7 separate regions of the Homo sapiens genome follow, and regions 1, 3, 4, 5, 6 and 7 are each linked to region 2. A link is a loop called in an ENCODE intact Hi-C map of the cell type or tissue named here. Cell type or tissue: PC-3. All regions are shown on one strand. Each heading gives the region's core, and the rest is flanking DNA. Links, peaks and the distances in the headings are about the cores only.

Region 1 (4,694 bases), core at 241-4,240, 580 kb before region 2:
AAGTCCCAGTGTTCCTGGGCTTAGGATACCGTCTAGGGCTGAAACGGATTCAGTAACCACAGGCTTAGGGACCTCAACAGTCAATCTCCTTTGAATTATTAGAAAGCCTTCTAAAGAATAATGGGTATAAACATGGTGAGACTACAAAGAATAGAATAAATAAAAATTCTCCAATGTCTAGCCATTGATGAACATCTACAAGCATCAAGAACATTCCAAAAAAATATAACCTTACGAAATGTAATAAATAAAACACCAGTGACCAACCTGGATTGCCAGAGATCTGTGACCTCTCACACAGGTAATTCAAAATAGCTGTTTTTACCAAAACAGATATGTAGATCAATGAAACAGAACAGGGGCCTCAGAAATAATGCCACATATCTACAACCATCTGATCTTTGACAAACCTGACAAAAACAAGCAATGTGGAAAGGATTCCCTATTTAATAAACAGTGCTAGGAAAACTGGCTAGCCATATGCAGAACACTGAAACTGGACCCCTTCCTTACACCTTACACAAAAATTAGCTCAAGATGGATTAAAGACTTAAATGTGAGACCTAAAACCATAAAAACCCTAGAAGAAAACCTAGGCAATACCATTCAGGACATAGGCATACGCAAAGACTTCATGACTAAAACACCAAAGGTAATGGCAACAAAAGCAAAACTTGACAAATGGGATCTAATTAAACTAAAGAGCTTCTGCACAGCAAAAGAAACTACCATCAGAGAGAACAGGCAACCTACATAATGGGAGAAAATTTTTGCCATCTATCCATCTGACAAAGGGCTAATATCCAGAATCTAAAAAGAACTTAAACAATTTTACAAGAAAAAAACAAACAACCCCCTCAAAAAATGTGCAAAGGATATGAGGAGACACTTCTCAAAAGAAGACATTTATGTGGCCAACAAACATGAAAAAAGCTCATCATCACTGGTCATTAGAGAAATGCGAATCAAAACCACAATGAGATACCATCTCACGCCAGTTAGAATGATCATTAAAAAGTCAGGAAACACAGGATGCTGGAGAGGATGTGCAGAAATAGGAACACTTTTACACTGTTGGTGGGAGTGTAAATTAGTTCAACCATTGTAGAAGACAGTGTGGCGATTCCTCAAGGATCCCTTTCAGAAATAGCATTTGCCCCAGCAATCCCATTACTGGGTATATACCCAAAGGATTATAAATCATTCTACTATAAAGACACATGCACATGTATGTTTATTGCAGCACTCTTCACAATAGCAAAGACTTGGAACCAACCCAAATGTGCGTCAATGATAGAATGGATAAAGAAAATGTGGCACATATACACCATGGAATACCATGCAGCCATAAAAAAGGATGAGTTCATGTCCTTTGCAGGGACATGGATGAAGCTGGAAACCATCATTCTCAGCGAACTAACACAAGAACAGAAAACCAAACACCACATGTTCTCACACATAAGTGGGAGCTGAACAATGAGAACACATGGACACAGGGAGGGGAACATCACACACTGGGACCTGTCAGGGGGAGGGGGGCCAGGGGAGGGATAGCATTAGGAGAAATACCTAATGGAGATGACAAGTTGATGGGTGCAGCAAAACACCATGGCACATGTATACCTATGTAACAAACCTGCACATTCTGTACATGTATCCCAGAAATTAAAGTGTAATTTTTTTTAAAAAATTGCCATTTTGAGGAAACCCAGCAAACTTCAAGAAAACACAGAGAATAAATTTCAAAGTTGATTAGATAAATTTAACAGAGTTTAAATAATTTTTAAAATTCCAACAGAAATCCTGGAGCTGAAAAATATAAGTGACAAATGAAAATTGCATCAGAATGTCTCAACAGCATAATTGATCAAAAAAGAAAAAAGAATTAGTGAGCTCAGAGACTGACCCATTCTTCTTCAGAAGGCTTTCTAATCATCAAAGGGAATTGACCACTGAATTCCCTAAGTCTGTGGTCACTGCAGCCATTTCAGCACTAGAGGGTGTCCTAAGCCCAGGTACACTGTGTGACTCGCAGACTCCAGGATACTCAGCCCTGATGGACTTTGGGAAGATACAGAAAAATTGCCTGGGTTCCCAGGCAATTTGTCTTGTATTGGCCTGATATAATGGGCTTTGGTATTCTCCATGGTGCTCTGTTTTCCTGTGGTGGGGTTGGCACCAAGTTGCAAGACAATGCCCCCTGTAATTGTCCCTGTATTTCCCCTAAGTAAAAATGAGTCTCTCTCTACTATACTGCCTGAAGTTGGGGGAGGGGTAATGTAGGCACTCCTGTGGCTGCTGTAGCTGAAGCTCAGAGTGAGTCACATCCCAAGCCCACAGCCTCCAAGACTAGCACAGCACCAGTGCTCACCCAAGGACTGCACTTGCAACAACCTGGTTGCCACTGAAATTTATTCAGGGTCCGAGGCCACTTTAGTTAGCTGATGGTGAAGCAGGCCAAGACTTAGATTTCTCTTGACAAGGCAGTGTATTTCCGTCTGGTTCATGACTGGTCTAAGCACTCTCACCATGGGCACTCATAGAATTCTACCCAGTGCTGTGTTCCACTGTCATAGAACATCAATGAGTTTCAAAGACTTGAAAATACACATTCAGAGAGAAGAGAGAGAGAGAGGGAGAGAAGTACACTTACAAGATCTAGAAAATAGGCTTAAAAGGAAAATCTATGTATCATTGGCATTAAAGAGGGAGCAAACAGGATGGGGATAGAAAGTTTATTCAAAGAATAATAACCTAAAGAAAGATAGGAATATCCCAGTACAAGAAGGTGAAAGAACACCAAGCAGATTCAATCCAAATAAAATTACTCCAAGGCATATGATAATCATACTCTCAAAGTTCAAGAACAAAGAGAGGATCCTGAAAGAAGCAAGTAACATATAAAGGAGCTCTGATATGGCTAACAGCAGACTTCTCTGCAGAAACTTTACAGGGCAGGAGGGAGTGGGGTGATATATTCAAAATACTGAATAAGATAGAAAACCTTTCAACTGAGAATACTGTCCCTAGAAAGCTATCCTTTAAATATAAAAAGGAAATACTTTCCTAGACAAACAAACGTTAAGGGAATTCATTACCACAGACCTGTGTTACAAGAAATTTTAAAAGGACTTTGTCAACCTGAAACAAAAGAATGTCAAGCCATAAAAAGAGGTTATGAAAGGTATAAAAGTAAGCACATAGACATATTCAGAATACTCAGTGTAATGGTGGTGTATAAACCACTGGTATCTTTATTAGGAAGACTAAAAGATAAATCTATAAAAACAATAACAATTTGTTAAGAAATAGTTAATACAAAAAGATATAAATTGAGACAACAAAAAGTAAAGAGGTGCAGTTAAAATTGAGTTTTCTCGTAGATTTTTCTTCTTTTATTGTGATCAAAGTTAAGGTGCAAATAACTTAAAATAAATTGTTATAACTGTAAGATGTTCTTCGTAAGTCTCAGGGTAACTACTATGCAAAAAGAAAAAAAGAAAAGAGAATAGCTACACTAAAAATAAAGAACAATAAATTAAAACATATTACCAGCGAAAATTAGGAAGACAGTAAGAAAGAAAGAGAGGACTTACCAAACAACTAGAAAACAGGATGCAAAATGACAGTAGTAAGTCTTTACATATCAATAATAACGTTGAATATAAATGGATTAATTTATCCAACTAAAAGATATAGAGGAGCTGGATGCATTTTTTCAAAAAGACACAATTACATGCTACCTAAAAGAAACTCGCTTCACCTGTAAACACACATGACTGAAAAGATGGAAAAAGGTATTCCATGAAAACAGAAATCATTAAAGAGAAGGAGTAGCTATACTTATTATATCAGATAAAATAAACTAAAAGCCAAAAATTCCAAAAAAAAAGAGACAAAGATGGTCATTATATAGTGATAAAAGGAGTCATTTTAATGAGAGGATATAACAATTGCAAATCTCTACGTACCCAACACATGAGCACTCAAACATATTATACAAAGCAAATATTAATAGATCTAAAGGAAGAGATAGACTGCAATACAATAATAATAGAGGACTTCAAAACACCACTCTCAGCAATGGACAGATCATCCAAACAGGAAATCCACAAAAATAACATCAGAATTAAACTATATTGCAGACAAAATGGACATAATTGACATTTGTAGAACATTTTATTCATCTGCTGTAGAATACACATTCTATTCATCAGCACATGGAGCAATTTCCAGGAGAGACTACGTGTAATGCCACAGAACAAGTCTCAATAAATTAAAAATAATCAAAATCATATTCAAATATCTTTTCTGACCACAGTGGAATAAAATTAGAATCAATAACAAAAGGAACTTTGGAAAATGTAAAAATACATGGAAATTAAACAACATGCCCCTGAGTGACAAATGGGTCAATGAATACATTTAAAAGATAATTAGTTTTAAAAAACAAATAACAATGGAAACACAAAATTTGAAAACCTAAAGAATACAGCAAAAGCAGTATTATGAGGGAAGTTTATAGCAATAAATGCCTATATCAAAAAAGCATAAAAACCTCAAACAAACAATGTAACAATGCACCTCAAAGAACTAGAAAAGCAAGGACAAACCAAAGGCAAAATTCATAGAGAAAAGAAATAATAAAGACTACAGCAGAAATAATTAAAATTGAGATTAAAAATAGTACAAAA
Region 2 (4,694 bases), core at 493-4,492:
CCCCATGAGTTTATGGGGACAGTATTCCAAGTAGGTCCTAAGACCTCGAGGGGATACTGGGGTCAGGGGGCTGGACCAGTGACCCAAAGCACCAGGCCTCCTGGCCTCACCAAAGATTATGGTGTCTCAAGTGAAACATAAACAGGCCTCAGCACTAGCCAGTGTGGACCCATGGCTCATGACTGGAGAGGTTTTCCCCTTTGTGTATCTCCATGAAGGACCCCCAGGACCTTGGCACAACCCCAGGGTGAAGAGATGCCCACAGTTATACCAGAGGTGAAACTTCCTGTCAGCCTAGCAGCATGGGGCTTCTATATTACAACATAAAAAGGCTGGGCACGGTGGCTCATGCCTGTAATACCAGCATTTTGAGAGGCCAAGGCGGGTGGATCACCAGAGGTCAGGAGTTCAAGACCAGCCTGACCAATATGGTGAAACCCTGTCTCTACTAAAAATACAAAAAATTAGCTGGGCGTGATGGCACATGCCTGTAATCCCAGCTACTCGGGAGGCTGAGGCAGGAGCATCGCTCGAACCCAGGAGGCAAAAGTTGCAGTGAGCCAAAATTGTGCCATTGTACTCCAGTCTGGGCAACAAGAGCGAAACTCCATCACAAAAAAACAAAAAACAAAACAATATTACAACATAAAAGAGGTGATCCTTCCCGCCCACCCTACATTAAAGACTCAGGTTTATACCACCCCAAACACTTGGGCAGGACCAGACTTTGCAAAACCTGCTACTAGAATTATAGGGACCTAGGAGGAAATATAAGATGGAGACTGAGGACAAAGACTCAGAAGTAAGGAATTAAAATCCAAGCATTTAAAACCCATAGCCACACACAGTCCCCATAGTGGACCAAGACAAACCTAGTATTTGACCTGCATTAGTGAAGAGTGACTGGATCCTTAGTGAGGGGCACCTGGAAACACAAATCAGAGCCTCTGATTAGCAGCTACAGCTGTTGTGTGTGGTCACTTTGCCCTTTGAGTTCTAAATAAAATTGGCTCAGGCATATTTCTCACAAGGTATAGGAGGTTTGGTGAATTTCTGGGAATGCATAATCAGAATATTTTTCTTAAGAAGACCAGGAGAACTGGCAGGGTCTCTAAGATTTTTGTCTTCCTTTCCAGACAGGCCTTATGTGAGACTTAGATGTATAGTCAGTTTTGTTCTCAAAAGGCAATTACTCAATTGTCAAAACTCATCAAACTAAACACTTAAGATCAGTGTGTTTTATTATATGTTAATTAGCCCTCAACTTAAAAAAAAGCCACACTTGTTATGGGAGTCCCTAAAATCTGGAAGCATAGATATATGTATGTCATCAAAGATATCTTCAATCTGATGTTATAATGTCTACAAGTCCCACACTTGACGATGCCCTAGATTGAGTTACATTATTGGAGACTGAATGTATATAATATTGTCAGTCTACAGCATGAGTTCAATCTATTTCAACAATAGGGATTACCTGGGCCAGACAGACCCAGGTGAACAGCCCCTAGTACAATGCCAGCATGACAATGTACATAGGTTTTGCACTATGGTTGGGGGGAAATTCTGGTGTTTTTAAAAACTGGATTGGAAGAGAAAGACCTAAGCTGTGTTACTCATCCACTCGGCTCCCTTGAGCAAGTTTATTTCCCCTTCCTGGGCATTAGATATCCAGATGTAAGAGGAGTAAGGTGAACAAGATGATAGCTACATCTTAAACTTTATGACTCTATGTTGAATATCTCCAGAAAAACTCCGGGTGACTTTCATTATAAATCATATAAGTGAGACATCCTATAAATGAACATCCTTAAGAAGATGCTGTTATTCCAAGATTCCAAATAGAAAAACAAGCCTTAGCGTGGTTGAGGCCACATAGCAAATTGAAAACAAAGTGTCTTATGATCCCACACAATTGAAGAGAAATGTATACTGGGATTTTCATGTTGCTAAGGGTAAAATCACCAGATTTGCATTTTAAAGACCCTTTTGACTGTTTGCAGACTAGAGCAGAAAGGACTTATACCTCTGCCTTAGCATGAGAATTGACCAGCTAGCCTGCAAGTGTGGGGCTCTGGAGTGGACTAGCTTAGAAAGATCCAGTCTGCCTGTATCTAGGGAGGTACAAAGGTCTCCCCAGCAAACCACTGGCTATCAGGCTGGGGCCAGCATTGCTTTTACAGCCCAGGAAAAAAAAAAAAAAAAAAAAAAAAAAAAATATATATATATATATATATATATATGTGTATATATATATATATATATATGTATGTATATATATATAGAACATAGCCCAAGGACCAAACTGCAGCCCAGCAGTCACTTGCCTGTGCTTTATTAGGCTAAGCTTGGCTGACTCGGCCCAGATAAGGTCATCACATAGAGGGTATTTTTTAAAGATTAAAAAGCAACAAACCCACTGCAATGCAACACCAGTAAATTATATCTCATAGACGACCAACGCACCCAGGACTGCAGGCCCTGTGTGATTCCAATGTCAAGAGCACCACCTGCTGCCCAGGCTGTGCAAAGCCTGGTTTGTCTTTCCTTTCTCTTCAACATCAACAAAATGTGCTTCAATGGAGAGGGTCTCAAACTGAATGAGTATGCTATCAAAGTCCAAGATGTGTGATCTGTTGCATTATTTTTCACTTTTATAATAAATTTTTAAAGTTAATCCAAACATATGCCAGGTTGTCAGACTGATAAAGTAAAGGAAAATCATAAAACCAGATTCCAGACCTTTATTTTGCATTGTTAGGATATTGCTAGGAGGTCGTGGCAGGTGCTGTTATTTTAATTGTTGAAGGTTAATGAAACAGAACAGAAGTGGACTAACTCATTAAGGAAGCATTTATACTAACAAAAGCCAAAGGACTCAGCTGCAAGCTCCACAGTGATTACGGAAAAGTGATGTGAGACTTAAGTGATGCAGGGTTCACAAGGGTGTAAGCACACCTAACTCAAAAGAACCTGAGACAGAGCAGTTAGGAGCTTGTTTGTAGCATGAAAAATAAGAAAGAAAAGCATCATCTACCCCATTAAGTTGACATAGATTATTGATGTAGTTTTATTTTAACTTAATTTGCAATGTTATTTTGCTTTATGATTATTGATTACAAGGGTAAGAAATGTATACCTAGTATTGTTTGAAATATTTAAGTTTCATTGTATAAAATGATTTAATTACTTCTAACTGGTCTTCCTCTCTCTCTCTCTCTCTCTCTCTCTCTCTCTCTCTCTCTCTCTCTCTCTCTCGCTGTCTCTCTCTCTCACTCACACACACAGTATTATTTGTTAAATGAATTAGTAAGTAATATCAACACAGAGAGTTTGCCAGAATTTCTTTCCTCTAAAAAAGATCCATACGTGACTCAGTATTAGTCAGGTTTTGGCTGAGATAGTGCCATGCTGTGTAACAACCCCAATGTTTCAATGACTTACAGTAACAACGATTTGTTTTCCTCATTCACGTGTCTGCAGGTCACTTAGGGCCACTCTGCATCAGTCTACAGGCCAGGTTCATGTCTGCTCCATGTGTCTCTCATCTGTGAACCAGAAGTTCTCAGGACATGCAGACGGCAGAAGCACGAGAGGCCAAACAGGCAAATATATGTAAAGCCTCTGCTCATATCTCATTGGCCAAAGCCAGTCACATGGCTAACATCAATGGAGGAGAGAAGCACATTCCCTCCCACGAAGGTTGCCTAGGATGAGGGAGAGGTGGAAAGGTAGAATTATGGCTAAATAATACATCTATTGCAGATCCACATTTTAGAAGCACTGCTTTCAAGGAAAGGAATAATTTACTTTCCCACTACTTCCTTTAAAAAAATGTAGCACCTCCAATCCAAGTGGTAAATTAAGTCCATGTAATTTATTCTCTTCCCCCATCAAATCTCCATCAAAATAACAAAATAAACTTCAGGGTAAGAAATTCTAAGTCAGCCGGGCGCAGTGGCTCACGCCTGTAACCCCAGCACTTTGGGAGGCCGAGGCGGGAGGATCACAAGATCAGGAGATCGAGACCATCCTGGCTAACACCGTGAACCCCCGTCAGTACTAAAAATACAAAAAAATTAGCCCGGCGTGATGGCAGGCACCTGCAGTCCCAGCTACCCGGGAGGCTGAGGCAGGAGAATGGCGTGAACCCGGAAGGCGGAGCTTGCAGTGAGCCGAGATGGCACCAACGCACTCCAGCCTGGGCGACAGAGCGAGACTCTGTCTCAAAAAAAAAACAACGTTCTAAATCCTAACAGGTTTCTTAACAGGAAGCCAGAGAAGGGCTTTAAGCCTAAAACTTAAAAACTGAAATAGGGGTTAAACTGATAAAGGGAACCTGGAAGAAGTGCTGTCCTTTTCACCATCTGCTACATGGACGTCTAAGAAGGGCTCAACTGGGCATGAAGTGATGGGATGCCAGGAACCTGGCTTTCACCTGAGCTTGGGACCAAAGAAGTTAGAGATGGAGGTGGATGGTGCTTGCAGTCAGTGGAGAACAATGCCTTGCAGGAGTGGCCCTGTGGCCTGTTGCCAAGGTCCCAAGGAATGGAATTGAGGGTGACCTCAGCTCTCATTGGTGATCATCCTGCATACACTGTACATGGGGATAGTCAGCCCTAGGGTACATAGGCCCTGCTGGTAATGACTCCTGCCATTGGCCACTGGGCTGGGTGGTGAGAAGACCTTGCTCT
Region 3 (4,694 bases), core at 422-4,421, 110 kb before region 2:
TTTTAAAAGTTATACATAAACACATACATTAGCCTAGGCCTACACAGCATCAGGATCATCAATGTCATTGTCTTCTACCCCTATTCTTATTTCACCCTGAAATAAGGTCTTCTGGGGCAATAACATGCATGGAGCCATCATTCCCTTGGATAACAATGCCTTCTTCTGGAATACTTCTGAAGGACCTACCTGAGGCTGTTTTACACTTTTTTGGTAAGTAGAAAAAGTATACTTAATAATAATGATAAAATGTATAGTACAGTAAATATAGAAACCAGTAACATAGTCATTTATTATAATTATCAGTTATGTACTGTACATAATTGTATGTGCTATACCTTTATATGACTGCTAGCACAGTAGGTTTGTTTATACCAGCATCACCACAAACACATAAGTAATGTGTTGCTCTATGATGTTACAATGGCTACGATGTGGCTAGGCAATGAAAATTTTTCAGCTTCATTATAATCTCATGAGACCACCATCATATATTTGGTTAGAGAGAGAGAGAGGCAGAGAGAGAGAGATCCTGTTGGTTTGGTTTCTCTGGAGAACTTCTAATATATTCTTCCTTTTTCAAGAAAGGCTTCTATCCTACATCATGTAGTCTTTTATCTCCCAACAACAGACAGCTTCCCACCTAAGTCTTATACAAGCAGCTTCTGTTTCTCTCCCAGTTGTCTTTAGATCTATTTCATCTCACCTATTTCACATAACAGCATTTGAAGTCAACATCATTAGATTATAGATAATGAAGCTGAGGCTCAGAAAAGATCAGTAACTTCCCCAGGCTTCTACAATTAGTTATACTGCCAGATGTGAATCCGTAATAATGAAGTGTCAGACCCATACTCTTTCTAATTACTGTCGAACTATTCATTTTTGTAAGTATGCAATGTGTGGCACAATGCCTGACACCTATTAGACACTTTATATGTGTACCTTTTGGCTTTCAATTACAATAAAAATTGTACTGTTAATTCCTTCACTGGAAGATGTCATTCTAAAAACTTGTCTTTATAGTCTATTGGGCTTCTCAAGCTGCTGAATGAGTCTGAAAATTACCCTCAGGTAAATTCTATACTTTCCACTAGTGATCACATGCTGATTGCTGTCACACAATTTTCTGATTTTTTTTCATTATAAATAAACCAAGTGTTGAGGTCCAGGACTTGGTAATAACTATTCTACTTATTCACCTCCGAAGAAATGGAAATCCCTATGGTACGTCAGAAACTTCAGAAATGTTTTGAAAGTTAAACAAATAGATCGTTCATTCATATATTGACCCTTGTTCTAAGTTGTTTAATGAATTTGGACTTTGAATATATGCTCGTTTTCTTCCCTTAATGACGCAAACTCTTCTAGGATTTAGATTTAGTGGGGAAATATGTTCCCAATCTGGAAAGTTTTGCATGTTTATGGATATGTATTTAATAAAGATATAATTCATAATTAGTTTTCCATGAAAGGATCCAACTTAAGTTTTAAGCCCACTTTAATAAGGGGGTTTCCTTTTGAAAATAATTGTTTGCAATGGAAAATTTTTAAAAACAAAAATTCCCACAGGTAAATGAAAGGGTGTTTTTAGTGTTTCTAAGTCAAATGGAGCTTCACCTTCTTTCTCTCAATTTTAATTGTGAAACCATGTTTCATGCCTATGATTCTTTGAATTGTGCATTTCCACCTGGTTTTAAGTTAAGCACTCAAGAGAAGCTCCAAGAGGAGTTCTTAACTATCTGAAGAACAATGAAGCTGCCGGAGCCTATAGATATTATTTGTGTGGTACAAATCATTAATGGTTCATTATGACAAATACCTTCTGTGTGAGAAGCTAAGCTCTGTGGCTATAGAGAAGTAGATGGTCCACTTGCTCAGTGAATGTGCAATCTAGCTAGAGAGATAGATTATGTTTCTAAACGATAACTTTAAAAATTGTTATATGAACGGTATAAAACAAGTATGTCAAACATAGGGCCACTCCTACCATTGATATCTATGGGAGACATTCCCAATCAATCATACTTTTTGTCTTAGTTAGGACTGCTGTATCAGAAATACCATAGACTGGGCAGCTTAAACAACAGACATTTATTTCTCATAGTTCTGGAGGCTGGGAAGTCCAAGATCAAAGTGCCAGCAGATCCAGTGTCTCGGAAGGGTCATTTCCTGGCTTGTAAACAGGCTCTCCCCTGTCTCTTTTTATAAGAGCTCTAATCCCTTATGATCTAATTACCCGCCCCCACCCCCAAAAGCCCACTTCCTAACATCATCACATTGGGGATTAGGCTTCAACATACGAATTTGAGGTGGTCACAACCATTTAGTTTATACCACTTCCTTTTCCCAATGAGCCTGGATAGAGCCTGAGTTTAATATCTTCTCAACACAATATAGTTGGTAGCCACCAGGAGTCAGAGTATGCATATGCAATGACATCTATTTGCCATTCATGTACAAGTAATGCTTTAGGAGTTCAAAAGACAGTAAAGTCATGTAAGAATGGGACAGTACAGTTAAAAAAGACTTTTTAAGGACAGTGGGACATGATCTTGAAACACGAATGAAATGTAGCTTAGTAGACAGAAAGCTGAAAGCATTCAAGCAGAGGGAATGGTGTGAACAAAGGTATGCCAGTGAGTATCGGTTGAGTGGATATGGGATGGTGAAGAGACCTTGCAAATAAGAAGTTTTCCAACCTATTGCCTAACTCAATAATTGCTTTCCTATATCAAAAAGAAGATACAATAAATAGTAGTTTCTGATTCTACTCTTTTCCCCCTCCTTGAAGGATTTTAAGGCCCACTTTGTAAAACTCAGAACGACATATTCAGAAGGAAAACTGACTTAAAAACCTTTATGGGCAACATTATCAGAAACCACAAACTTCAAAGAATATATGTCAGACTAAATCATTTACTCAAAGTATATTGGACATGAAGTAACTCAACAGTTAGAGCCTCTAATCTGCAACAAGAGTGGATGTTTGGTGAGGTTACACAGGAATTGTCGTGGTGCCCTGATTCATCCCCAAAAGGGATTTGTTTTCAGCTCAGACACTGATCAGAATCATTTCAGGAAAAAGGCAGGGTATAATGAAGAGCAAAATAACAGAGTTGCAGCACACAGATGCAGGCCCTAGGCAGACAGCAAAAGACCTCAAAACAAAGAAGCATTTCCACAACATTAAATATTTAGGACTTAGCACTTAAAAATATTTAAAATAAGCTTCAAACAAGTATGTAAGGAGAGACTGAGACTCAGCATTCTGAAATGAAAACCCCACTTTCCTTGCATGCCAGCAAAAAATAAAAATAGTGTGAGACAAGAGTAGCAATTTACTCACAGCAAAACACAGACAAATGGAAGAAAAGAAAGTGCAGACTGGATGACAAGAGAGAATAAGCCCTTGGGGAAAATCTATCTGGTCAAGGGGGAAAATCTATCTAGTCAAGGGGGAAAAGGTCAGAAATTAGTACACGGACCCATTACATGGTATCCATAGTTGTTGGATTACTTATGTTTGAGTCAACTTTCTTGAAAAGTCTATACGGTTGTTACTTTATAAGTGGGTTCAGTTGTTCTCAAATAGCCTTTTTAGTGTCTCCAAAATCTATTAAATAACTCCTTCAAATACAATTAGGGATAGCTGTTGGAAATAAAATAGATCTTGCTTAGCTATCAAATTCAAGATTCTGTGCTGAGAGTAGACCAGACTGATATCAGCAGCCTATTTTAGGTCAACATCTCTAGAAGCAGAGCCTGAGACAAGAATCAAGTACATGTGGTTTGCTGGGAAAGCACTCTTATGAGAAACCTGTGAAGGAAGGATGGTAGGAAGAGCAAGAGGAAGATGCTGAGCAAGAATGTGGTCTCAGGCATAGTCTGGTCTAGCCCTGATATATAGAGGGGTCTGGAGAGAAATCCACACCTCAGAGGCATCCCTTCTGAAGGAAAAGAAGCTTATACCCCATAACTTTGCAGGCCAGATAGTTTCCCTCATTCCAGGGTAACTTTCCAGAAAAGATGGGTGTCTGTGAAACATGAGCAGCTGACGTTCACAGAAGCTGAGAAGATGGGTGCACAACACAGGGGAACTGGGGGAGGCACTAAAGTGTCTACTACGCAGTCTCTTTGCAGAGTATTGTCTTACTTGGCCTAATTTTTGTCTAGCAAAACTGTATAAGAACCAATGCTAGAAAAATCTTATTCCAGCACCTCCAGACCCTTGCAAGGCTCTTTGGGAATAGCTCCTCTACATGGAACTAACCTCCAAATCCTAATTTCAGAAATGCCGTCTAAAAAAGAAACAACAGCAGCAATGTAACATTATAAACAAACGCTGTCAGATCTGGGTTTGACATGCTAGAGGATCACATAGGACCTATCACTGAACGCTGGGGACAAGAGAAAATGAACCAAAAGAAAAATGGGACATGAAAAAAAAAGACCTTGGAAATTTCATAATGATGCAGGCTAGCCTTCTGATGTTATCAGAAAGATCACATGTTCCAGAGTCAGACATATCCAATTGCATTCTCAGGCCTGGGAATTTACTGGTACATTCAGATTCACAATCTCCTCATTGGTTAAAATGGAATAGTAATATGCATCTTTCCTATTTGTTGGAGGAGAAAATGTTTGAAGAGTCACTTATGCAGTGTTTGGCTCATTGTGTGCACAGCTCAATA
Region 4 (4,694 bases), core at 306-4,305, 490 kb before region 2:
TGATTTCATCTTAGCAACTGCAGAGCTTCGTGACCTTGAGCAAGCTCCTTAGCCTTGCTGGTATTTAGCTGAGTCATACATCGATGCTTTTGCCATCTTCATAAAATCCTTGTATTAAAGTTACCCCTTTAAAACACTGAACTCTGATCTTTTTTTTCTCTTCACAGTCACATTTGTAATTATAGCTTGTTTAGTGTTTATTTTTTTTACTATGTTACAAATTCCATAATATCAGGAACTATGCATGTGTATATCACCAAGGTATATCCAACACCTAGAATGTATAGAACCCCTAATATATCATTTAAATAAATACATGAATACCTAAGCATGAAAAAGATTATAATTTGGTAATTTAGCATAGGTAGAAAGATGATTCCCTCAAACAAATCCTGGGGGTACTTTGTCTCTGGGATGGATATATACATGGGATTTAATACTGTTGACCAATTTGGGGAAGTTCATTGGCAGGGTCAGACTAATGTCATACTCAATGTAAACCTCTCAGAATACACCAGAGATAGAAATTTATACTTAAACTCCAGCATGCCCCAGATATGACTCATCAGTGGGCTTTATTTTAATATTTCCTCTTTGGCTAAATTGCAGCCCCTATCCTAATCTTTGGTCATTATTTGCAGGCACATAAGCCTTTTTGATCTAAGTGCTGAAAGACCACATTAATGAGACTACACGCTTCTTGGGTTTTTAATTATTTATCAATTTATGATGTGAGAAAATCTCTCAAAGATAGAAGATAGAAACCTACATAACATTGAGTAGGAGGGCCTTGAATCGTGGGTTTAAATCCTAGCACATCTATTTGCTAGCAGATGGACAGTTAACTTCTCTAAACCATAGTTTTCACATCTGTAAAATGAAGATAAAATCAATACCACTTCATAGCAATGTCATGAGAAATAAATAAAATAATGCCTATAAAGTCCTTAACCTGATACCTGGCACCTGCAATAAATATTAGCTATTTATTATTATTGATTCTTTTTTCCCTATACTGAAGGTAACCTTCTTTAAAATATTTTAAAATTAATACTCAGTCATCAAACAATTGTTGAGTGGCTGCTATACAAACAAAGTCTAGGATGTAGAAAATACTAAAACACTTTTTAAAAGAGTAAAATTCCTATTACGTGAATTAATAAAATTGGCAATGAAGTATAACAGGTGAAATTCCATTCAAGGCTATATCACCTATAAAGCTATTCCAAAATAGAAACAATTTTTAAGTAAGACTTTAATATATCTTCAGGTTATTTTATCTCAACTTTCTAAATTAAAGCCACTTTGAAAATATAAGAAGTGTTTATATTTTGCTACTATGCCTAAATTTTGAGAAATCTATAAAAATAACCCTTTTTTGATATATTTTCATTAACCTGATACATGGCACCTGCAATAAATATTAGCTATTTATTACTATTGATTCTCTTTTCCTTATACTGAAAGTAACCTTCTTTAAAATATTTTAAAATTAACACTCAGTCATCAAACAATTGTTGAGTGGCTACTATACAAGCAAAGTCCAGGATGTAGAAAATATTAAAACACTTTTTAAAAGAGTAAAATTCCTATTGTGTGAATAAAATTGGCAATGAAGTATAACAGGTGAAATTCCATTCAAAGTCTATATCACCTAAAAACTATTCCAAAATAGAAAATATTCCAAAATTCAAATTTTTAAATAAGACTTTAATATAGCTTCAGGTTATTTTATCTTGACTTTCTAAAGAAAAGCCACTTTGAAAATGTGAGAAGTGTTTACATTTTGCTACAATGCTTAAATTTTGAGGAATCTATAAAAAGAACCCTTTTTTCATATATTCTCATTATTTTACCAAGCAGATTTTTCTCTACTGTACTTAGGTGCTTTTTTTTTTTTTTTTTTTTTTTTGGCATTTTGGACGTGTTTCCTAAGTTGTCCAGCTGCTATTTAGGCTTTCATATTTTTTATTGTACAGAAAGAAAAACGGACAAAACACAGAAAAGTAAAAGAAATAACTTTAGAATGTCCATTTGCCTACTTTTTTTCTGTTTTCAGTAGCAAAGTATTCTGGGTAAATAGAAATCGCTAGTGCCAACATATTCCATTTTCCACTCTTGACAAACATACACAGAATCTCTAATATGTACCAGGCCCTGTGCCAGTACTTAACAAGGACAAATGACTCCTTTCTCAATGAAGGCAGTAGAGAGATTAGCTAAAAGAAAAGGTTCTAGAATCAGACTGACCAGGTACAGACACTCAGTGACTGTGACTTGTAAAGCTTCTTCACAGAGACTGTCCATGGACTTAGGGATCAGGCAGAACCGAGTTACAATTCCAGAGTTTCCATTTAATGGAAAGATCTGAAATATATAATCAGCATTTCTGAGTCTCTGTTTTCTCACTTTTAAAATAAGGGTCAACAATCTCATTTTGAAAACTGTGAAGCTGAAATGCAATACACATCTGCAATGTGTTAGCTCAGTGCCTAGGTCATGTAATGCTATGCTAGGTCCCTTCTGTATCTGTGCCTTTTCTTCCAGACATACCTTTGGAAAAAATATAAATAATTGGGTAAAAAATAAATTTCAGTCAGAAATTAGGGGTTACTGCTGGCATATACCGTTCTTTTGAAAGGACAGAATGTATTGCTGTGACTAAAAGTCACAAACATAGGCTGAGAACTCACAATCAAAATCTCTGATAGTAGTTGTTGGTGAGAAATTTAGGATTTTATCAGCACCATAGACTCAATGACTCAAGAAAGCAAAAAAGATGATTAGTTATATACCATCCTGCAAAATGCCATGTAGTACTTGTTACAGCAAGAGTTGAATGTTGGTTTCAAACAGATCAAATTGTTCACCATCTGTTCATAGAAAGATAAAGCCCCTCTTCCTGTAAAATAGATCAACAAGGATTCGAAGAAAAAATAATTGTCTCAAATTTCAGCATCAAGTGACTGTCCTTATGTAACCAAAAATTACACACAGGGAACAAATAAAAGATCAGCCAGTAAAATAGAACAATATAAATTTTGAAATCCCTTTCTGCATATCTTGGAAACATTTCACTTGTGTTTTATGGAAGACTGTAAAGTAACAGTGAAAAACATATTTAATAGAGTGCCAGATAGTTCAAGTTTTACTATTTTAAGACTTCAATCTTCAACATGCTGTTTTTATACTGTTTATCCAAACTTTAAAATCTTTTCAGGCCTTAATTGCTTTTGTACTATGCATATAGAATTAAATTTCTGTATAATATTTTATATACTTATATTTTAAATATAAGTAATCAACTTATATTTTAAATATAAGTAATCAACTTATATTTAAAAACAGTAAACAATTAGAAAGCAAAAGACAAAACCCAGAGAATCTAAAAAAATCTACAGTCTATTAGAATTAACAGTAAATTTGGCAAAAATACTTTGATACAAGATAAATACCAAATCAATTTTATTCTAAGGAAAAAAGTAGAAAATTAAATTCCATAAATTATATAATTCAATATAATTCATCAAAACACAAGCACCGAGAAATCAGTCCAACAGATGTGTAATATCATTACACTGAAAAGTACAAGGCATTTCTTAGAGGAAGTAAAGAACACCTAAATAAATAGAAGGATATATAAATTCATGGTTATGAAGACTCATGTTGGAATGAAGTAAATTATCCTCAAATTAATCTAGAGACTCTAAGAAGTTCCAATCAAAATCCTCAGCTAGTTATTTTTAGTTGACAAGCTGATTCTAATATTTATGTAAAAATGCAAAGAGCCAAAAGTATCAAGGACAGTCTTGAAGATAAATATCTAAGTGTAATTTAAAAGACTTATCACATGTCAGGAATTGCAATAAAGCTACAGTAATTAAGTAATTAAGATAGGGTGTTATCAGTGCAAAGACAGACAAAAATACTAGTGAAACAATATTCTAGAAGCAGACAAATATATAAGTATTTGTTTTAAATCAAATAATGTATTACAGAGCAATGAGAGAAGGATGGTCTTTTCAAAAAATATATGCTGGATCAATTGTATCCCCATATGGAAAAATTCATTTTGATGCCTAACTTACAATATGCACAAAAATAAATACCATAAAGATCATTGATGTAAATGTGAAAGGAAAAATAATAATGGTTTTGAAAGAAAATGATGAGACTATATTCATGACTTGGGGATAGACTGTTTTCTTGAACAGGAAACAAAAAGCATTTACCAAAAAGAAAAAAATTATAAATTAGATTATGTTAAAATTAAGAAATTTTGTCCATTAAATGATTCCATTCAAAGATTGGAAAGGTAACACAAAGAATGGGAGAAGATATTTGAAATATCTATCCAAAAAAGGAAATATATATATATATTATATATATATATATGTACTACAAATCAGTATATATATAGCATATATATATATATGCTACAAATCAGTAAAAGACCCATGCTCCAAAATAAATATTTGAACTGACATTTTGCAAAAAATAATATCCAAAATACAAACAAGCATATGAAATGATGTCCAATTTTATTAACCAGAAGAAAATACAAATTAAAAACAATTTGAGATCACTATGTAACTACTAGATTTATATCTAAAGTTTCAAGTTTGGCAATAGTATGGTACACCTTATGGTTAGGATTGTAAATTGGTATAATCACATTGGAAAATTATTTGTTG
Region 5 (4,694 bases), core at 198-4,197, 98 kb before region 2:
AAGAAAGAGGAGTCCCAGAAAGTTTCTCTAAGCATCATGCCACCCACTGGTCAGTCTAGAATACGAATTGAACACCTGAATACAGAGCAGTAAGACATATTAAATTGTTAGGTGGCGCTAAAATTTAGGTACCACATTGACCTACTCAATTCTCATTGGTGTGACAGCAAGCAAGAAAAAAAGAAGAGAAACTTGCTGATTATACCACTGCAGATAAGTCCTCCAATGTTTTTGTTCTGATTAAACAAGAACTTTGACATTCCTTCCTAGTCTTGATGGACTACTTGCAGCTATGCACTATAAATTGCTTATATAATCTGTATAAGCAGATTTATTTTGATAGACTGTAGAGGATTCTGTGGTACACTGTCAAGATCTCCCCTGTAGAACCAAGGTACATTCCCCACTCCCAACCCAACTGTCAGGAGTGTTGGCTGTTGACAGCTCATTTATGTCCCTTGAGAGGAACTGCCCTCAGCCACAGGGAATGACCACTCCCAAAGTTGTGCCAAAGTTCTTCCTTCCAAGAGAACCACCAGAAAACCTCCAGCACTCAAATTACCATCTCAGAGTCCATTCCAGACAGTGACATTTTAAAAAACTAAATAAAAGAAGCAAATGCACATAAGGCAAGTTAGAAAAAACAAGACTCATGCTTATTTATTATTCTCAAGTTCTTAGAAAAATCAAACTTTAGAAATTAATGTTTTTCTTTCTTTTTAGCAAGATAGAGCCTAGTTTCAAAATCTCATGAGGGGAAACATCACAAAATGATTACAGAACTGCATCAGGACCTATTTTCTTAAGCAGTCTTTAGTTTTCCCACAATTGAAGCTTTAGGTGACCTTATTAGGGTTCACTCTACTTTCTATATTTGTCATATCTATGGATTTCCAGAATCTTTTGAACACCCATCCTGTACTTTGGTAATTCTTCAGACTGTGAGACCCACCTGTGCAAGATAGAAACCAGAGAACTTGCTTCCCCCACCTCCCTTACAATCAGGGCACAAGGAGGCAAAACAGACACAGATTTCAATGAAGAAAACAAGACAAGAAAAGATGCAGCACTGAATCCATCTTATTGAAAAGGGAGAGAGAGCTTGGAAGAGAAAAAGTAAGCTTTCAGAATCCGGAATGCTGGGGGATTTCGAAGCCATGTAGGTCACTGTGCTCAGTGAAAACTATGGGGCGTGTGCCCATCATCACAGAAATTGTGCCTGAAGGAGTCCTAGAAAATACCATTTTGGTTTTTCTTCCTATTTATCCCCCAAGCCTGATTCTCTGAGCATTCAATAACTTTCTTTTCTCTAAACTAGCTTAAAGCATGAGCCATACATTGTTCAAGAGTAGAAGTTGTTTGGACACAATATAAAGTCTTTTAAATCCTTATCGCAACTGCTCTACCCTTCAGTCCAAAAACATGATGCTGCCTGTTCTCACAGGATGAATGACGAATTCTGGAAATAAGGCAGGTTAATTTTTTTCCTGCTATTCCAACATCAACTAGATGGCTGTTCACTTTATTCCAGCAAGCTTATGTTCAATTTTATATGTGGCTCAGTGAATTTGACTTACTCTAGCAAATCTATATTATCTAAATGGCTAATTTAATGATACACCTAAATGAATAAGAGTAGCCTTTAACAGAAACCTATTATAGAATCTTTTTCAGATTCCTTGAATCTTTGGAAAATCCTTTCTTGGATTCTGTAATATATCATCTCCTCATTTTCTTCCTACATTATTGGCTCCTTCTCTGCTTCTTTGTACACCCTTCCTCTTCTACCCCAAATCTAAATGTTGGCATTCCTCAGGACCAGATCTTTACTTCTCTCTTTATACCCTCCCCTGATAAACTCAAGTCTTGTTGTTTCTAGTAGGACCTACATATAGGTGACAACTACATTTACATCTCCAGCTTTGAACTCTTGTGAGCTTTAAACTTTAGATGGCACTAGAAGATTATCTAAGAGATATCAGGAATTTAACGTGTCCAAAATGGAATGTTCTAACGGCAAAACAGTCCACTAGATTACCCCCACCAAATACCTAGGAGCCATCTTTCATTCATCTTTTCCTCTATTACCTACATGATTCAGAAGCATAGCAAACACTTGGAAGAAGCTGATAAAAAATGTAAAAAAAAAATTTATATAAGTCTGATTTGTGCTTTAAAATATAAGAATGTATCAACTCTGTTTTAAAAGTGCAAAATCAACTTGAAAATTAATAGGCTAAAATATGGGCTGGAATTAAAAGCTAACTGGAAAAATGAAGAAGCCATTGTTTCATGTGAGAAAATAGGCCAAGGAACCAAAAACACAAAGTCAGAGTTGATTTCTGTTTTGATGTTCATAAAGAACAGGATCAAATCTATCGACAGTGTAATATTAAAATATGATTAAACAGTACTAATAGTCTGACTTATAATACCAAATTAGAGTGTCAAAAATCAGGAAATGGTATGATAAATGAGATAAATATAAGCAATTTTAATTCCAAGAATAACTTAGGAAAGACATAATCATTGAACTGATCTCAAATTTTAAAGAAAAAATAGAGATTAATGTGTCTTAGAAAAGATGAACTACAAAAGCAAAACTGAAAGCATGACATATTATTAACAAGTGATGGGGGAAATTAAAAGTAAAGAAAGTATGTAGATGAACAAGCAGATAAGAAAGCTGTTAAAAGACTAAATACTTTGATTAGAACAAAAATGGCCTGAGCTATCTTCTTCAACAAAAGTGCCAAAAACATGCACTGGGGCAAGGACAGTCTCTTCAGTCAATGGTGCTGGGAAAGCTGTATATCCATAAGCAGAAGAATGAAACTAGACCCCTATCTCTTGCCATATACAAAAATGAAAGAAAAATTGATTAAAGACTTAAATCTAAGACGTCAAACTATGAATCTACAAAAAGAAAACATTGGGGAAACTCTCCAGGACGTTGGTCTAGGCAAAGATTTATTGAGTAATACCCAACAAGCATAGGCAACCAAAGCAAAAATGGACATGTGGCATCATATCAAGTTAAAAAGTGTCTGCTCAGCAAAATCAACAAACGGAAGAGACAACCCACAGAATGGAAGAAAATATTTGCAAACTACCCATCTGATAAGGGATTAATAATCAGAATATATAAGGAGCTCAAACAAATCAATGGGAAAAAAAGAATCATCTGACTTTAAAATGAGGACAAAATTTGAGTAGACATTTCTCAAAAGAAGACATACAAATGGCAAACAAGCATATAAAAAGGTGTGCAACATCATTGATCATCAGCGAAGTGCAGATTAAAACTACAATGAGATATGATCTTATCCCAATTAAAATGACTGACTTTCATCCAGCAATAACAAATGCTGGCAAGGATGTAGAGAAAAGAGAATCTTCATACACCGTTGGTGGGAGTGTAAATTAGTACACCACTATGAAGAACAGTTTGGAGGTTGCTCAAAATATTAAAAATGGAACTACCATATGACCCAGCACTCTCACTACTGGGTATACACCCAAAAGAAAGGAAATCAGTAATTCAAAGAGCTATCTGCACTCTTCATGTTTATTGTAGCACTGTTTACAATAGCTAAGATTTTGAAGCAACCTAAGTGTCTGCCAACAGATGAATGGATAAAGAAAATCTGGTACATATACACAATGGAATACTATTCAGCCATAAAAAAGAATGAGATCCTGACATTGCAACAACATAGATGGAACTGGAGAAATAAGCCGAGCACAGAAAGACAAACTTCTCATGTTCTCACTTACTTGTGGGAGCTAGAAATTAAAACAATTGAACTCATGGAAATAGAGAGTAGAAGTATGGTAACCAGACACTGGGAAGGGTAGTTGAGGTGGGGGGAACAGAAATGGTTAATGGGTACAAAAATACAGTTAGATAGAATGAGTAAGATCTAGAGTTTGATAGTACAACAGGGTGACTGTAGTCGACAATAATTTATTGTACATTTTAAAGTAAGAGAGTATAAGTGGAATGTTTGTAACATAAAGAAAGAATAAGTACTTGAGGTGATGACAACCCATTTACCCTGATGGGATTATTATCATTGTATGCCTATATCAAAATATTTTATGTTCCACATAAATATATAGACCTACTAGGTACCTATAAAAATAAATAATAATTTTGAAAAATAAATTGCTGTGTTAAATTCCCCTATCAAAGGGGAAAAATTCTCGGATTGTTTTAGAAAGTAAACCCAACTATGTCCTACATATAAGGAAGAACACCTGAAACAAAATGGCACAAAGAGACTAAAAGTTAAACTATTGACAAAACAATAATAATAAAGAAAAATGTTGGTAATATAAACATCTAATTGAACAGAATTAAAGGCATGAAAGCGTCATTTTATGAAGCAGTCTCTATAATTAAAATTAAACCAAATTGGGAAACTTTATCTGTTAATAGCCTCAAAGTTTACAAAACAAAACTTCTGTTATTGCTGTAGCTGGTTTTGTGGCAATCAGGGTGCTGTACCCACCCACTCTCACAACTCCCACATCCCTCCGAATCTTTATTTCTATACCTAATTGCACCTGCAACTCCAAGAAAACAACCCTAGAGGAAAAGAGGGGGAAACTGACAGTCTGCAGAGAAAGGGTCCCCAAAAAGGAAGCCCTGTATGCTCTAATAGCAGTAGATAATGCAGACTAAAGATTGT
Region 6 (4,694 bases), core at 365-4,364, 740 kb before region 2:
GTTACTTATCCTTAGAAATTTAAATCAAATCCTATAACCTTTTTAAGGTACAACCAATTAAAAAAGACCTTAGTGTGATACAGAACATTTTGAGGGATGATTTGCAAAAGCTTATAACAGTAGATAGAAAGACAGCATGCTATTTCTAAACAAAGCAATGTAAAAGATTCTGATGTAGAAATGTTTGCAAAGGAGTAAAGCAAAATTGAAGGTGAGAAATTGCTATCCAAAGTGTTCTATTGTGTTTTGTGTGATTATAATCACTTTGGGGAGAATGAGAAAAAGAAGCAGAGGGACATACTGGAATAAGCAGGAGGAAGAAGGCAAAATCATTTCCTTGAATGTGAGCTCTATTGTTGAATACAGAAAGTCCAACAGAAGGTAAGAAATCATATGTAGAGCTAAGACAAGGGCATAAATGAGTAGATAAGTGGCAGAGAATGGGGCTGAGTTTCTAATATTTTTATATGCACTGTGTGGATAGCTTAACATTGAGAATAATGTAGGGAAGCATTGTTAACTGTTTAGACACCATAACTTCAGACTCATGATTCAGTTTGGGCAGAAAATAGCACCAAGCAGGAAGAGATAAGGGAAGAAAGGAAAAACAAAATTAAAAAAAATATATTGATTAGTACATCCTGACACATCGTTAAGTACTTTACATGACTTATCTCATATTGATGTCATTCACTATTTTTCTCCAGTTATGAGTAATACTATTCTTAATGAAACTTAATATAGAAAAAATAAAAAGTATTTATAATCTCACTACCTTACATGTCTGTAAACCACATAGATTTCATAGAATTTATGCCATAAAATACAGCGTTATACATAATGGTTGGTTTTTGTCTTTTTTTTCTGCTTGCCATGGTCCTTGTCACATTATTACCTACTCATGGAAAAACTAGTATTTAATGACATCCCTTGATTATTACCTTGTAAGTTCCTTGGAAGATGATATCAGAATTGGTCTCAACCCTATATCAAATATCTATATTTATTTTTCGAAACTTTTTCTTCAAAATGCACTATAACAATAAAAAAAAAAAGCAGAGATAATGCTAGCTTCTCCTAACACTTTCCTGTAGAGAAATTTGTGGATCAACTAAGAATGAGCCCTCACTGATTACATGGCAAAATGTATCCATGTGGATACAAACCTGTCTTTGTGGCTAATGATGACAATTTTAAAAATAATTATAATTTGGATATCTGTATTTTCTCTGTTTACTATTTCATACCAATTGCCTTCTGGATATAAAATATTTAATCATACACTCAATCATAATTAAGCATTTCAGGATATTGGGTATGATTATATACAGTAATAAAGGGGTGATGTTAATATGATAGTTTTTCGTGCTGCCTCAGTTATCTGGAAATTATGACAGCCAAGTCACATTAGCATGTTATTGCTCTCTGAGGTTAATAGCATGCTATTTAATGTGAAAAACCAATAAGATAAGCTGGGCCTCTTTTTCCTAAGGTTAAAATGACAAAGGGCATGGACTTCTATGTAAATTTTTTTTATATAGAATCTAATTAACTGTATTGATTAAAAATATAGTTATATTTTGAAATAGGTAAATATACACACACACACACACACACACAGATAGTATTTTCTGCTCCTTTAAGCTTCTATTGTAGTAAAAGGCAGAACATTGAGAGAGAATAAAGCCAGGCTAGAATCAACCCTAACCCTAACCCTAATATGTGTGCGTGCGTGTGTGTGTGTGCGCGTGTGTGTGTATTTATCTATCTATCTCATAAATATAATAGGCAATGTGTTTCTAAGTTTCAATATGTTACTGGGGGATGACACAATAATAATGCATTCAGATATGAAAGGAAAGGATTTAATCCTTCCTTACAAAGGGAATAATCTGGAATTCATAGAGGCTGTTCAAACAGTCAGTGTCAGTTGGTTTAGTTGCTCTAAATTACAAAGCCTCCTAGTATAATTGTACATATAAAGTTGGTTGGTTTTACTGAGCCTTTTCCTTGGTTTCCAATAAAAACAAAGAATATCAAGCAAACAAAAACTAACAATGGGTTGTTGCCAAAAAAGTTGTTCTTAACACTGAACAAAAAAAGAAAAATGTAATTTTGTATAATAGCATCTCTTCTGCTAAATCATTATCTCACATTTATTAGATCCTTAGCATTTTTATCTTATAATAAACACTTTCCCTTTCATTTTCCTATCCTTTAAGCTCCTTTTGTAGTAAAAGGCAGAACGCTGAGGGAGAATAAGGGTAGAATCAATAGAATAAGTTTTACAGTGTCAAATAGACCAAACTTGGTTCAATTTATAAGACAGGGTAGATGTTTCATTGCCAACTTGAACTAGATCTACACTGAGGCCCATTTATTTCACAGAGCTGATAGAAAGTTTTCTTGTTGCTGTTCCTAAGGCACAAAATTGATTTCTCTAAATGAAAGTGTAAAATTATTTCAATAAAATTGCTGGCACCCTTTTTTCTTTACTGTAAGCTCAACATGTAAAACCATATTTAATTCAGCATTTCCCTCTCTCAGTTGTCAGTACTCCCACAATAGAAATGGCATTCATTTTTAGGCACAGTGAGTGAACAAAAGAATCGAGAATCTACATTGCAAAAAAGCTATGAACTGGCTTACTTTTTCTGATTACTCTGGTGTGCATAGCAATCCCGTGCTGGTGGAAACTGTTTTGAGAACATACCCACATAGAACAGGAGATGGAGCTCTTGACTAACATGAATTCAAGTTGCCTACCATCTTTTTAGATTAACATCATTTACTTTATCCTACACAATTCAGAGACTCCCAGAAATCAAGGCTAAGTAATTTCCCCTGATTATCAGTTATTTGTGTTAGGAAGTATTCAATTTGGGGAATTAAAGTCCTTCCAGACTCAGGGTCATTACTTTAAAACAATGAGAACTTGAAGCAGAAGCTCTGAGTCCCAGAATTGTGAGATTCAAGGAAATCACTGCACTGGGACAATGCTCCACAAAGAATGTGTGTGTGTGTGTGTGTGTGTGTGTGTGTACCTATGACAAAGGTAAGCCTTGGCTCTCTTTGACACTAATAATTGATCTTAACAGTCTCATGTAAAGTATCTGCAAATGCAGATTTAAGACCCTTCTTTTAGCCAATTGTTCCATCCAAAGTCCTTTTATATAAATAGTGGAACTGCTTCTGGGGTCTGTTGATTGACTGACTTTTGAAGATGGCCACACATGGCTTCTGTTTCTTTTCTGAATATGATCTTTTCTTCTCAATATTCCCATTTTGTTTTCCAGCTTTATTCTAGGTACATTTTCTTTCATTGTTTTTCTCTTTATATTCTATTCTAATGGTATGAAATAATTTTGGAAGTAAAAACCCCTCACAGTTCAAAAGAAGGAAGTGAAAGGGCAGAGTTTTAGGCATTATTCTTTGTGGCAAAATACTAAAGAGACAATTATTTCTTAGACTTGTGAATAATTGTATTTGCTGGACTTTTCTTCCTGTATTTGGCCCATTAGGAATTTTCTAAATTACTCATCCATGTGTTGAAGTATAACCCTCTTTAGAAAAAGCTTCTGTGACACCTTAACTGAAACCACTACAGTTCAAGGTGAATATATGAGAGGTCCCCATTGGACAAAACACTCTGCATAAAGCGCCTTGGAAATGGCTCTTATTAGCTCATCCTCTTTGTTTCATTCCTAGTGAAGTCACTCACTGAAGAGGGAGTCAGCAAAATGCTAGTTAAGTAATAAACAAGGGTGAGAAAGACAGGTTAGACCCCCACTCACAGCATCTCATCTCAGCTTTTGCAAACTTGAGTGAACTTCATATAGAAATTACCTGTGTTTCTAAGCCAGGCAACTATGGACAGCGCTCACACTTACCACTAGGTTTCTGAGCCCATGAAGCAGTCTTCTCTTTGCAGCCTCTAAAAAACAGTGCTTCCTTCAATTTAAGTTTTGGGTTAGGAGAGGATCCAAAAGGGTTTTCTTTGCGTCCTCCTGAAACAGTAACACTAGAGGTAAAAAATGGCTTGATATTTATTTATAATCACTAAAAGGCAATAAGGTAAGGCTATTATCTTCAATGAAGATGTATTCCATGCAACCCACTGTGCCAGATATATTGGCATATATTTTCAGAAGAATACCTAGGAGATTGTGTTATCCTATAAATTGTATAATAAAAAATCCTGTGGCTAAAACCTTGCTGTGGAGCAGAGGTGACACATATGCAGACATGATACAATGTCTGTGCAAAGTGTGACAAGTCACAGAGCATCAGTGGCAAGGAGGGAGTGCAGCAATGGTTGGTGTCAGCAATGGTCAGGAAGGACTTCTGAAAAAGGGAAGTTTAACCTGAATTTTGAAGGATGGATAGGATACCCTTGGACTGACAGGACAGGAAGGAGAAACTGAAGACAGAGAAGAATAGGGTCATGCTGCTGGCAGATGAAAGCACAGGGGCATGGAAGAAAGTTATGAGGAGTCCTGTTTTTGCAGAGTGTGAAAGACTGAAGTTGGGGGCATAGAGAAGTATGCTTTTGAAGTGCTTGCTTGTGCTACCTGTTGCTCACTCTTAATCACATAAGTGATAGGGGCATGGTAAATGGTTTGCAGACTTACTCCGAAATTTCTCTTACTATGTGGAAAGGAAAGAGGATACTGTTGTCTCAGTGCCTCTTAAGT
Region 7 (4,694 bases), core at 420-4,419, 160 kb before region 2:
ACTGCAATGAACATCTCTGAACATAAATATTTGTCTCTAACTCTGATTATTTTCTTAGGATGTACTTTGGAATTTAGCGGAAAACAGATCAAGACGTGTACAATTCTTGATGCATACTGCCAAATTGCATTCAGAAAGGTCGTGCCAACTTACACACTCACACCAGATGTTCATGAGCATATCCAGATCATCACATGCTTGCAAGAATTTAACATTATTATTTTTTGTTATGTCAGTTTGATAGATTAATAATATTTCATGCTAATCTGCATTTTCTGGATGGTTAAAGAGGCTTACATTTTATCTCATATATATAGGGCATTTTTTAAAATAATCTATTTATGTACTTTGCCCATTTTCTTACATTATTTAAAAAGTTTTCTACCTTTGAAGAATATTTATGTCTGCTGTACCACATGTGACCAATATTTTCTCTAGTTTATCATTTGCCCTTCACTCTCAATGCCTCTTTCTCCAGGAGCTTAATCATTCTTTGGTTGGATCATTTCTGGTTTACCATGTTTCCTTTATAGTTTTAGTGTCTTTATTATTTTACACTTCTCTATCTCTCTCTGATTCCTCCCAAGAGACTGTTTCAAGATAGTCCTCACTTCACTTTGATTTTTCTGAAGTTTCAATTCAGTCTTTCATTGCTTCTAATACATGTTAGTTTAGTATTTATTTCCCGGTAGACTTTTCTTCTCAGTCAGCCCCTTTCTTCTACAGAATATTTTCTTTTCTTTTCTTTAACTTTTATTTTAAGTTCAGGGGTACAGTGCAGGTTTGTTATATAGTTAAACTTGTGTCCTGGGGTTTTGTTGTACAGATTATTTCCTCACCTAGGTATTAAGCCTAGCACCCATTAGTTATTTTTTCTGATCCCCTCCATCCTCCCACCCTTCACCCCCTAAAAGGTCCCAGTGTGTGTTATTCCCCTTTGTGTGTCCATGTGTCCTCATCATTTAGCTCCAACTTACAAGTGAGAACATGCAGTATTTTTTTGGTTTTCTGTTCCTGTGTTAGTTTGCTAAGGACAATGGCCTCCAGCTCCATCCATATCCCTGCAAAGGACATGATCTTGTTGTTTTATGGCTGCTTAGTATTCCATGGTGTATATGTACCCCAGATTTGGGGTACATATATTTTCTTTATCCAGTCTACCATTGATGGGCATTTAGGTTGAATCTATGCCTTTGCTATACAGCATGTTTTCTTTGTGTCTCATTGCATCATCTCTTTACCTCGAGATATTTTCTCCTTATAACACTGAGGCCAAGTCTTCCTTCAACCTACTGCATTCAGTATGTCTGAAAGGAGAACTCTGAGACATACATGCATATTTTCTGTAATTTTTAAAATGTTTTATTGTAATAGTCTTGGTCCTTTTATCCTGTGGTAGGCAGAATAACAACTCCCCAAAGATGCCCGGGTCCTAACCTCCAAAACTTGGAATATGTTACTTTATATGACAAAAGGAATTTTGTAGATGTGATTAAGTTAAAGATTTTGTGACCAGTAGATTATCTGGATTATCAGGGTGAGCCCAGTGTAATCACAGAGATTCTTAGAAGAGGGAGACAGGAGGGCCAGCGTCAGAGAAGGAGATGTGATGATGGAAGCCGGGGTCAGAGAGAGAGAGAGATTTGAAGATGCTATGCTCCTGGCCTTGAAGGTGAAGGAAGGAGCTGTGAGCCAAGGAATATAGGTGATGACCTCTAGAGCTGGAAAAGACAAGGAAACAGACTCTCTCTTAGAGCCTCTAGAAAGAATGCAGCCCTGCCAGCACCTTGTTCTTAGGACTTCTGAACCCTAGAACTGTAAGATAATAAATTTGTGTTGTTATAAGCCACCAAATTTGGGGTAATTTATTGTAGCAACAACAGGAAACTAATCCAGAGTTTACACAAAAGGGACTTTGCAGATGTGATGAAGGTTATGGACTCTGGGATAGGGAGATACCCTAGATTGTCTAGGTGGACCAAATCTAATCACTTGAGCCCTTAAGAACAGAGAAATGTATCTGGCTAGAGTCAGGGAGATGCAGCAGAAGAGGACAGATGAAAAATGAGGTAAAAGTGTAAGTCAAAGAGAGATAAAGTATGAGAAAGACTCAGCCTACCATTAATGGATGTGAAGATGGAGAAAGGGGACCACAAGCCAGAGGATGAGGGTGGCCTCTAGAAGCTGGAAACAGGCATCTCAGTCCTCCAGCCACAGGGAGCTGAACGCAGCAACATCCTAAATGAGCCTAAAATTAAATAATCCCCTATAGAAAAAGCAAAGAAAGGAAGGAATAGAGCCCTTTTGACTCCGTGATTTTGGCCTTATAAAACCCAGAGCAGAGAAAACCAGCCAAGTCCGCTAGACCTACAAAACTGTGATATAATAAATGGTGTTGTTTAAGGCTTCTAAATTTGTGGTGATTTGTTACAACAGTAATAGCAAATGAATAAACATCTCAAGTTACAAAAATCAAACTCAAACTTAAAGGGTCTATTTTACTCCTATAATAAAGAGTCTGATAGAGGTCAGTTCTTGGGTTGATAATTCAGTGGCTTGATCCTCTGGTCAGAGAACCAAATTCTTCCACATTTCTGCTAAGCTATCCTTGAAATGATAGCTACGTCCCCTAGTGGTCACAGATGGCTGCAGCCACTCCAGGAATCCTTCCAGACAAAGAAAGATTTTCTTCCTAAGGCATCTCTTTTAATAGGGGGGAAGAAAAAAAAAACTTTCCCAGAGTTTCCCTAGCAGGTATTTCATCTTGCTTCATTGGCTGGAACTAAGTTCTATGTAAACCACTAAGAATCACTAACAAGGAGGACAGAAACAGGACTTGGATCAATTAAATTTACCTAAGTCACATAGGATAGGGATGGGCAACAGAATGAAAGGCAGGACTCTGCTTCGTGGGAAAACGACAGAAATGACCATGAGTACCAATCATCAGTGTTTGCCTCAAGGTTTTAGTTATCCTAGAACAGTGAGTGATTGATGCAGAACTAAGGTTGCCCAGCTGAAATGGTGAGTGAATTAGTCTGGCTCCAGCTCAGTTTCCACAAAATTCAAAAACCAATGTAGAGGACATGGATGTGTGATCAGGAGTCTAAAATATCAAAGATGGAACACTGAATGTTAACATTTAACTCCAAAGCAAGGACCTCCAAGCCATTAAAGAGTCTAGGCTCTGGAGAATGAGATTGGGAGGAAATTGAGTAAGGCATTCGAATCCAGAAGACCGTAAACTGCCTGTGTCCCATACTAGGAAAGCAAAGTTTCTGAGAGATGCTGAGGAGCTGGCCATAGCTGAGCTACATGGTTAGGTATGTGCTGGGCTGGCTAGAGATGGGATGCTGTGTATGTGAGGTGCCTCTGCTCTGCATATGCTGCACTTACCTTGGTGTTGGGACATCCAGCTTACCACTGCTGCATACATGATGCTCATGTCAACAAGCTGGCTGGTCAGGTCAGGATTTATCAGTATGGGAAGAAAATTTGTCCAGCTTTCAGGAAGTCTCTTTATGTTAGAGAGAGGGAGGAAGGATGGAGAGAGAATGGGTGGCAGGAGAAAAAAACAGGACAGATAAAGATGGGAAGGGAAAGGAGGAAAGTCAAGGGTAGGGGAGAGGAGAAGAGGAAAGGGAAGGGAAGAGAAGGGAGGGGAAAGGAGAATAGAAAGAATTGTTTTAAATAAATCTGATCACCTTATTCCTCCAATTAAAACCTTTTAACACCTGTTTGCCCTTTTCCCATGCTGCAGAGCCCTGATTTTGTTCTGTTGTCCACCTATATCTTAAATGACTCAGGCAATGCTAACTGAATTGATCCCATTCTCCTTGTCGGTGATGACTTTAGTGGTTTGCTTGTGGCCCAATTCTAGTCCATGAGACAGATCAGAAGGTCAGCCAAAGGTCTTAGCAGAATTTAGCGTGGCTTGCATTTCCTGCATACTCTAGGCTCTGACAGATTTTGTGGCTTCATCTTACACCCATTAGTCCCTCCATCTCTCTGTTCTGGTACACTGAATTTTTTCCATTACTTCAAAGTGTCCCAGTCTCTTGAGGCTGGAATTTTTCTGATTCTAGTCTTATTTTCCTCCTTCCTACACCTTTTTCTCTTTCTTTAAATATCACTTCTTCAAGAAGGTGTTTCTTACCCCATTGGCTAGATCAGGTTTCCATAAGTATTTCCATTAGTACTCTTTTCTTTATTCATTAAGTCATGCAAAAAAATATTATGTTTTATGTTGTCAGTCAGATTACTAAATGTTGTCCACAGGACAATCAGCCATCAAAACAGCCACAGCCCTTGCACTCACCACATTGTTGATTTCTCAATAAATGTCAGCTGGGACAGCTGTACCCAGAAATCTCTGTCAGGGATCCGTCTGTCTTGTATTGCACTAGTTCCCCAGCATTTATAATGGTATCTAACACATAGTAGGTACTCAATAAAGAGTTGTTGAATGAGTGAATAAATAAGGAAAGCAGGAAATTGAGGATCCTTAGGCAATGAAAATATCTCTAACTGTACCTGATGAGTAAAACATTTCTGCTAGGGAGATCAACTGTTCAATTACAGTTTGGAATTGAAGGGTTTTGAAGGACTTAGGACTTTCAGTGCTAATATTGAGAATGTCCTGAGCAAACCGAGACAAGTTGGTCACCCTCTATTTATGGCCCTCCAAACCAAAA

What was found. A loop is a pair of places that touch in the nucleus more often than their neighbours do. Peaks named below come from ENCODE experiments on the same cell type or tissue, not always from the same donor. Only the 100,000 strongest peaks of a DNase experiment are listed, where the experiment ranks them.
Region 1: a loop joins it to region 2, with 22 times the contacts of the local background. A loop is called at or near these places in 15 of 110 quality-filtered maps.
Region 3: it touches region 2 in a loop (12-fold over the local background); 11 of 110 quality-filtered maps call a loop at or near these places.
Region 4: a loop joins it to region 2, with 3 times the contacts of the local background. A loop is called at or near these places in 2 of 110 quality-filtered maps.
Region 5: it touches region 2 in a loop (9-fold over the local background); 11 of 110 quality-filtered maps call a loop at or near these places.
Region 6: it touches region 2 in a loop (15-fold over the local background); 89 of 110 quality-filtered maps call a loop at or near these places.
Region 7: a loop joins it to region 2, with 7 times the contacts of the local background. A loop is called at or near these places in 9 of 110 quality-filtered maps.

Annotation. Positions count from the first base shown.
Region 1 is chr3:36,122,316-36,127,009 of GRCh38, forward strand. No RefSeq gene overlaps it. Among named protein-coding and RNA genes, the nearest start is that of STAC, 260 kb to the right of the region's middle. In PC-3, for the core only: a CTCF peak has its summit at 2,003; DNase peaks (open chromatin) are centred at 2,006 and 2,286.
Region 2 is chr3:36,698,645-36,703,338 of GRCh38, forward strand. No RefSeq gene overlaps it. Among named protein-coding and RNA genes, the nearest start is that of DCLK3, 64 kb to the right of the region's middle. RefSeq lists enhancers at 1-79, 2,334-2,628. In PC-3, for the core only: a CTCF peak has its summit at 2,515 (motif pointing left); DNase peaks (open chromatin) are centred at 2,497 and 3,387; H3K4me3 peaks cover 378 bases; H3K27ac peaks cover 1,006 bases.
Region 3 is chr3:36,589,740-36,594,433 of GRCh38, forward strand. No RefSeq gene overlaps it. Among named protein-coding and RNA genes, the nearest start is that of DCLK3, 170 kb to the right of the region's middle. In PC-3, for the core only: CTCF peaks have their summits at 2,414 (motif pointing right) and 2,619; no DNase peak of the experiment used is centred there.
Region 4 is chr3:36,212,488-36,217,181 of GRCh38, forward strand. No RefSeq gene overlaps it. Among named protein-coding and RNA genes, the nearest start is that of STAC, 170 kb to the right of the region's middle. In PC-3, for the core only: no CTCF peak of the experiment used is centred there; no DNase peak of the experiment used is centred there.
Region 5 is chr3:36,600,574-36,605,267 of GRCh38, forward strand. No RefSeq gene overlaps it. Among named protein-coding and RNA genes, the nearest start is that of DCLK3, 160 kb to the right of the region's middle. In PC-3, for the core only: a CTCF peak has its summit at 1,965; no DNase peak of the experiment used is centred there.
Region 6 is chr3:35,963,375-35,968,068 of GRCh38, forward strand. No RefSeq gene overlaps it. Among named protein-coding and RNA genes, the nearest start is that of MIR128-2, 220 kb to the left of the region's middle. In PC-3, for the core only: a CTCF peak has its summit at 2,730; a DNase peak (open chromatin) is centred at 2,717.
Region 7 is chr3:36,538,461-36,543,154 of GRCh38, forward strand. All of the region lies in intron 10 of STAC (SH3 and cysteine rich domain), which reads left to right. Among named protein-coding and RNA genes, the nearest start is that of STAC, 160 kb to the left of the region's middle. In PC-3, for the core only: CTCF peaks have their summits at 2,640 (motif pointing left) and 2,859; a DNase peak (open chromatin) is centred at 2,631.